Regions from separate parts of the Mus musculus genome. Here all the other regions are linked to region 1. Evidence: chromatin loops called from intact Hi-C (ENCODE). Cell type or tissue: heart. All regions are shown on one strand.

What was found. A loop is a pair of places that touch in the nucleus more often than their neighbours do. Peaks named below come from ENCODE experiments on the same cell type or tissue, not always from the same donor. Only the 100,000 strongest peaks of a DNase experiment are listed, where the experiment ranks them.
Region 2: it touches region 1 in a loop (3-fold over the local background); 2 of 42 quality-filtered maps call a loop at or near these places.
Region 3: it touches region 1 in a loop (2.0-fold over the local background); 3 of 42 quality-filtered maps call a loop at or near these places.

The regions. Positions count from the first base shown.
Region 1 is chr7:78,567,606-78,570,105 of GRCm38, reverse strand. All of the region lies in intron 1 of Ntrk3 (neurotrophic tyrosine kinase, receptor, type 3), which reads left to right. All of the region lies in intron 1 of Gm39038 (a long non-coding RNA gene), which reads left to right. Among named protein-coding and RNA genes, the nearest start is that of Gm39038, 5.5 kb to the left of the region's middle. In heart, a CTCF peak has its summit at 1,000 (motif pointing right); a DNase peak (open chromatin) is centred at 1,135; H3K4me3 peaks cover 352 bases; H3K27me3 peaks cover 710 bases.
Region 2 is chr7:78,070,069-78,072,568 of GRCm38, reverse strand. No RefSeq gene overlaps it. Among named protein-coding and RNA genes, the nearest start is that of Gm39038, 500 kb to the left of the region's middle. In heart, no CTCF peak of the experiment used is centred here; a DNase peak (open chromatin) is centred at 1,218.
Region 3 is chr7:78,449,221-78,451,720 of GRCm38, reverse strand. It overlaps Ntrk3 (neurotrophic tyrosine kinase, receptor, type 3), which reads left to right. Exons shown (of 17, transcript NM_008746.5): 11 at 732-834. Among named protein-coding and RNA genes, the nearest start is that of Gm39038, 120 kb to the left of the region's middle. In heart, no CTCF peak of the experiment used is centred here; a DNase peak (open chromatin) is centred at 1,320.

The DNA.
Region 1 (2,500 bases):
CTTTAGGGTATCAGAACTGTCTTTGGCTACAAGCAGAAAGGTGTGTGGTGGGGAATTTGAAGAGCTGGTCAGCTAGAGTTGGCAGCTGATGTTGGGAGTATCACTCCTGAGTGGGGAGGTCTAGGTGTTCCCGGGCCTCCATTTTACTGTCTACATAAATCAGTAGCCTTCACTACCTCCAGTCCCTGCCTCTTGCTCATAGATGTGTCATCTCTCTCCTGTAGGGATAAGCCAGGACCTTTAGAGATGACAACCATTGTTCCCCCATGGAGACAACTGGAGAGTCCTGCAAAAACATTGCTGGGCAAACCCTATTGCTGCTGCTCCATGACTGTATGAACTTGCTACACCATAGAACCTCTCTGGCTTGTTTCTACTCTTGCAGTGGGGTTAGCTAACTCGTCTTTTCTCGCAGGGTCACATTATTAAGTGGTATGACAGACCTCCTTCACAGGTTCTGTGAAGAGTCTAACGCTGTGTTGGTTGTTTCCATTTCTGGATGACTGGGAGGACTTGAATTAGGAAGAAGATCAAGACTTTGAGCCATAAATCAGGAAAAGGAGGTGGAGAATAATTTGGGCTAGATCCAATTTTTTTTTCCCCAAGAGGAAGAACTTGGCAGACAGATGAATTGATATGTCCCAGCCCAGTGAGCTAGGAGCACAAAGCAGACACGGATGCTGGGCCTTGCTGCCCTAGGTCTCCTCCCACTGCCCTTTGGTGTCTGTACCAGAGGCTCAGGGATTGCAGGGGGCAGGAAAGATTGGTGAGTTTCCCTGGAGAGGGAAACGAAGGGAGCGGTGTTAGACTCGCGAAGTCCTAGTACAGGCTTCCTGAAGCAGTACTTGGTGCTGTGTGTGTGTATCTGGGGGCGTCTTTGTACACGCACAAGTGCCTCTCCTCAGCGTTCCCTGCACATCACGTCTGAGGTTGCTGTAAACAAACCTTAAAGCCGCTGGCTTATTGCTTGCCGAGATTGTCTGTGTGTAGACTCCTGGTGGCCACAAGAGGGCAGCATGATGCACGAGTCGATTCTTGGTGGTTTGACCCAGGGAGAGCTGGAGCCGGGATAGTGGCAAGTCGATTGCCAGCCTGGGCTTTTGGATCCTGCCAGGAGTCAGGGCTAAGCTTCTGGCAGGGAGGGCGTCTCTATAGAGCCGGCCCTACTCTGGTTCTATCTGTGTGGTCTGGGGATGCGAGGCTCCCAACCTGTGTATTTTGGCTTAGGAGCCGCTAGCTCCCTGGGAGAAAGCTGTAGGGAGCCTCTGATAGAGGGAACATCCTCTCCCCCCTCAGCTCAGTCTCAGAGGGCGCATAGCTTTTGGCTTAGACAGTGGAAATGAACTAAAGGGACATATGTTCCTGGCCAGGAAAATCCCAGGCTTGGTGGGACACAGAGAGTTGGTAGTGACACTGGAATCAGGGTCTTGGAAGAAGTGAGCTTTTACTTTCCGACTGCTCAGGCTGTTGGATCTGCTGGTCAGAGCCAAGTAGGTGCTCAGTTAACATGGCACTCTGGCTCTTTCTAGAGGTGGGATCTTGGTGGCTTGTGTTAACTCCTCCAGACCCTGGGTGAATGTGCATCAGTGGGTATGAGAATGTCTTACTAATGGGTCATTTTGTTAGTGGTGCCTGCTGGGAGTGAGATGCATTGGCCCTTCATCATTCCAGGCAGGTCCTGTATTTGAGCAGGACGTTGGATATCATGTGCTCTTGAGTCCATCTGTGACTTGTTACCAGTGCTGGAAGCTAGATCATCTGCTCTGTGCTGAACTGGTGGGCCTGGGACAGCTCACAGCTGCCTGGCCCAGGGATATAGATGAGGCCCTCTTTCTTGTGACCCATCTTTGCCCACCAACTTCTTTTTGAGCAATTTTTCAAGGCCATGTCACTGAGAAATGTAGGAGTGGGTTTGACATTTACAGTACTCTCAGCGATCTGAGTCCTTCCCATGAAGGACCTTGTATTGACAGCAATGACAACATGACGTTTCTGATTGTGACCTTGCCACTTCTCTGTGGGAACCTGGACTGGCTATTTAATTTCTTTCTTTCTTTCTTTCTTTCTTCCTTTCTTTCTTTCTTTCTTTCTTTCTTTCTTTCTTTCTTTCTTTCTTTCTTTCTTTCTTCCTTCCTTCCTTCCTTCCTTCCTTCCTTCCTCCCTCCCTCCCTCCCTCCTTCCCTCTCTCTCTCTCTCTCTCTGTTTGTTTCTTTTTTTGGTCTTTTCCTCATCTGAAAATGGTGATGATAAAGAAGAGCCCAGGGTTGCTCGTAAGATTGCAGTGAGGATGTCTGTGGGATGGGAAAGGCTCTGAAAGCCGTTTTCCTCCCTCTTCCCATCAGAGCATCCCAGGCTGGTGTCATCACAAGCAATGGTATTTTCAAGCCCTTCATCTGTTCTTCCCACTTCTGGTATTTCCCACATCCTGCTCGTTTTACACATCCCAACAGATTCATCTCCTCTTAGGGGGTTACAAGAATTCCCATGCTCCCAGCATTTC
Region 2 (2,500 bases), 500 kb after region 1:
CTGACAATATTTCATGTTGGCACATTGCTAGGTCTGTGAGAGGCACTTCATAGGAAAAGATCTCCGTGATTCAAACACTCCCTTTTGGCATCTGAAAAGCTTGTGAATATGTTTAATAAGGTCTGGGTTTTCACAGAGCAGGCAGAACATCATCTCATATAGAGAGAAAGATAAGTCAACGTGCATTCCATAGAACAGTCAGCCATGGCTCACATGAGATGGAATCCTCGGATTTCTGGTTTCCCTGGAGCTTTGAAGTGCTGCTGTTGTCAAGATGAGTGCTATTTCATTTACATCCTTCAGATTAGATTGACTTCTCTCCTCCTCGTCCTGCAGAGCTCTGCATTTCTGAAGCACTCATGACAAAGTCCACCCCAGAAGGGTTCAGGCTAGATTTTCATTGCAAGGGGACATGCACAGGACAAGAAAAGAAGACAAAGGTCACTGTTACACTGTGCCACTGATGTACGGACAGATACCACCCACACATAGGTATATGAAAATGACCCCTCAGCTTCCACAGGCACCACATCCACCATCAATCTCATGCATACAGTTCTTCAGAGTGCAGTTCATAACTAAGGCCATTGTATCTTCCAATAGTTGTATGATTGGCATTCATGCTAACTACAAGGGCAGTGACTTAAAAAACATTCCCATTCCATTCTCCAGGAAGATGGCTTCTTTGCCGTGTGTGTGTGTGTGTGTGTGTGTGTGTGTGTGTGTGTGTACTGCTTTTATTGTTTCGGAGAGAGAAATATTGTTCCTCTTCTTATATGTTGTCCCTGGCCCAGGGATGAACACATATACAGGACCAGTCTTTCTTCCTATAGTTCACAAAAGGCCATTTCAATCAGGACTAGTGGGTAGGACTTCACTTCACTGCCTAGTGTTATTCCGTCTGAAGAAGAGATCTAGACCTGCGGGACTCTTTTTCAAGTAGCCCCCAGTTCTCAAGACCTGTGACTTTAAGTTCATTTGTAATCACCTCCCAGCCTGAAGCTGGACATTACCCCTGGTGACGGGGAGCCATAGGACTGATGTCCTCACCATTTGCTGTGAGGTCAGGCCTGGGGACTGTGGCCCTTGCGCTCAGGGACCAGCTAGGCCTATCTGGAAGCCTGAGCAATGTTTTTACAGCTGCAGGCAGGAAGGGATGCTCCTCTACTTCAGCGCGCCCAGTTGGCCTGTGACCCAGCAGCTGTGTGCATCCATGCATGATCCCAGTCCCTACAGGGAATGGGATGGGGATCCCTGGCCAGTGTGTGTGAGCAGAGCTGAGCTGGCAGGGCGTCCCATTTTGCCCTTCCTTCTGACTCACTTGGTGAACGTGGCACGGAAGTTGTTCTCACATGGCTTTGCTGGCCTTCTATTAACTCCCCAGGCAGCGGCAATAGCCTTATTAACTGCAAATGGCTTCTTGTGGCAGTGTTCCACTTCTACTATTAATAATCAGTGTTTAATAAAAAACAAAGGGTGGAAAAATACAGGCAGAAGAAGAAAACAGACTGCTTTGTCCCCATCTCATATGTCACCCTGCAGGAGGCCACAGGCCAAACTAGCAGTGACAGCAGAACCGTCAGCTCCTTTCCAGAGACACATGTACACATAAACACATGCATGCTCCTCTCTCTCTCTCTCTCTCTCTCTCTCTCTCTCTCTCACACACACACACATATACATATCTATATATATACTCATATACATGTACAGTAAACTCACACATTCATGTGTATACGCATAGTACACACATTCACCCGCATGTACATACTCACACAATGTGCATACACATTGACATATGCACACATTCATATGCCCACAAATACCCATATGCATAATGTAGTTACATACTCACATGCAGACATATAGGACACATGCTCAAAACTTTGCATTCACGAGTGTCCACATATTCATCTATACATCTACATGCCCACATGTGTCCACATACTTGCACGGTACATGCACATATATACACACATATGCATACACAAATGCATGTACATATAAACATATGCATTTGTATACCCGTAGATACTCTCACACACATGTGTACATAATCATGTAGACATACACTCACACTAATAATCACATTCTTGCCTTTATCTGAATCTGCCCTTCACTCATTGGCTTGGATTTCTCTTTTCCACGCTGTCTCACCTCTCTAGGCCACTAATCTGTTTCCATGGTCCAGAATGGCACCATTAACATCAGCAGTAGATGAAGGAAGGAGAGTGGGAGCTGGCGAGAGTTGCTCTCACCCTTTCTTCCCCTTTCATGGAGTCAGGATAGTCATCTGCAAGGCAAATGGTTCCCTCCTGTCAAAGTCTAGAAGAGTGTAGTTAAAAATGTAGTCAATTAAATTTATTCCAAAGATCAACTCCCTAGATCGGGAGCTGTTTTTATTGCCACTAAAAATAAATAGGGCTGAGGAGATGGGTTGGAGAAAAGGAGAACAGTAAGGTGGGCAAGACCAAGCAGGACTTGGGGGTTTGCATACTCG
Region 3 (2,500 bases), 120 kb after region 1:
GACAGTAGTGCTTCATTGTTTGAAGAAGCCTCTGAAGAACCGGCTCCAAGCCCCAGGGCTAGGAAGAGAACAGTTTGAAATTTCCAGTCTCTTAGGAGTCTGGCTGGGCATGGCTTGCAAGGCCCATTGACTGGGCAAACCTACAAAAACCTAAGGTACTCAGAAACTATCCTTATATAGGTTTTTTTTCCCAAGTCTGTCTCAGAGTCTGAGGTTTCCCTGGGGAGAAATAGAAAGGAGTCTCTTGAGTTCAGAACTCTTGAACTTTTCTCAGTAGAAATGCTATGTTTTAAGATTTCAGTGGGAGCATGAAGAATTTGCTTGCTCACTGAAATACTAGACAGATGTTTCTCCCAACATGCAATTGTGATTCTAGAATGGCCTCAAGGTAAGAGGGGCTCAGGTAATTGAATTAGGCAATGTTTCCTAATCTAGTTGATTAATTTGTATTTTGTTAAACAAAAATTTTAAAGTTTTCTTAGGGTCTCAGAAAGACTTTGCTCCAGGGTACCTGATATTTTGACATTGTGACACTGTGATATGTATAGGTGTCCTGGGGTGCAAGTGGGACCCTGAATGTAAGCTTCTGGATGCACTCACCTCAATGGCAGAGGTTTTAGGGGATCCTATTCTGCTGAAATAGATTTGTTCTCATTTGGCACAGGCATTATTTTTGGCTGTCTGGGGCTTCCTGTGACTGCTCCTTTCTGTCTGTGTTTGGCTTCTAATAGGTGTCCATAGCAGTCGGACTTGCTGCCTTTGCCTGCGTCCTTCTGGTGGTTCTCTTTATCATGATCAACAAGTATGGTCGCCGGTCCAAATTTGGAATGAAGGGTAAGGTGTTGTTTTTTCAGTCCCAAGAGTTCCATGGTTTCCACCTATTGATCAAAAGATACTGTACCTCCATATGCTCTCTGCGAAAGCCTTTGGTCACTGGACCTTGGTAACTCTGGTAGAGATCCCTGTCTGCTGTTTTGGGTTATTATGGAATAAAGACTGTGTGAGGATCTATAGGAACCAAACAGCAATGCTGAAAACTACTGGTTGCTCAGGTGGACTTGTGTGATGAGCATAGTTTGAACAGGAAGATGGTTATAAGGCAAATGGCAATTCTTTTCATTAGTGGATGATCTAAGGGGCTGTTCATTTGAGTGACCCTTTCCCTGCTCTGTACCTATCTTTGGAATCTTGTGGTGATTTAGCACGGTGAGGTGGAGGGTGGTGAACTCGGATATTGAAAAGCTGCCCGTGCTGTTGTATCTCAGCACGTAGCTCTACACAGAGTCCTGGAATAGATGCCAAGAGCAACATGGTTTCTAAATCTGCTGGCCAGCTTCCATGTACAGAGCACTCAACCCCATTATGGCAGAAGTGGAGTGCTGGCATGTGGTACTCTGCCAAAGCTTGTAGGAGGCATCTGGCACGAGAGGGGTTAATATGGCGAATTAGCATCCATGGATGTGGCTAAATGATCTGAAAGAAACTGGGTATTACTGATTCCAGAACTGAACCTTGATTTTTCAAGATGACTTCTCAGCTGGGGCTGTCATGCCTGGCTGATGTTGGTAGAAGTGGGTAGGGAGGGAGAGGTAAAGGTTGCTTAAGCAACATTCATGATGATGTTTGCCTGTGGCATTATGAAATCCAGAAAGATGAACTCCTAAGGATTTAATACTTGAAGCTAGTTTCTTCAGTGGGAGTCTTGACCCTGGGGACCAGGGATTAAAAGCAGAGAGCATGAATAACATTCATAGGAACAGACTTCCATGGATTCACATGCAAATGTAAATCTTTGTGTGACTGTATGTGGTGAATGGTTGAGTATTTGTACATTAATCGAGCTAGACTTTATTACACATTCAAGGTTCTGGACCTTCCTTAAAAGGTAAGAGCACTGGCCTATAGGAAGCTACCCATAAATGATAGAAAGAGTTGAAATGTGAGCCAGGTGAACTTGTTCTCCTGGAGGCTTCTGCCTCTGAACACTTTGCTTTGATGAATTTGAATAAGGCATGGATGAAGGCAAGCCACATTATCTCTTTCTTCTCAACCTCCCCTTCCACCCCTCTATCCTTTGTATGTCCTAACCTCTTTCCTCTCTCTTCTCCTGTTGTTCCTTTCCCCCCCATCCTTCCTTCACTTCTTCCGTCCTCTCTGCCTGTTTTGCAGAAGCCAGGATTGAACCTAGAGAACTTAGATGTGGCACATAATTGTTCTACCTTTGAATTATACCTCCAGCTTTTGTGAATAGTTTGAAATATTCTGAGTGAGAGAAATACATGTGTTGGTAATTTCCAAATAGAAAATAGTTTTTAATGGCTCAAACAAGTCTAGACTCCTCTTGGGCACATTGACTAAAGACACATTTTTCTGCCAGTCTTACCGTTTGTCCACAGAGCTCCACAGGTTTAGACAGGATGACTGCCCAGTGACTCAAAGCCTGCTGTCTTGGGTAATCCTTGGACCACTGGCATTGAGAACTGCTGCTGTATTTTTTCTA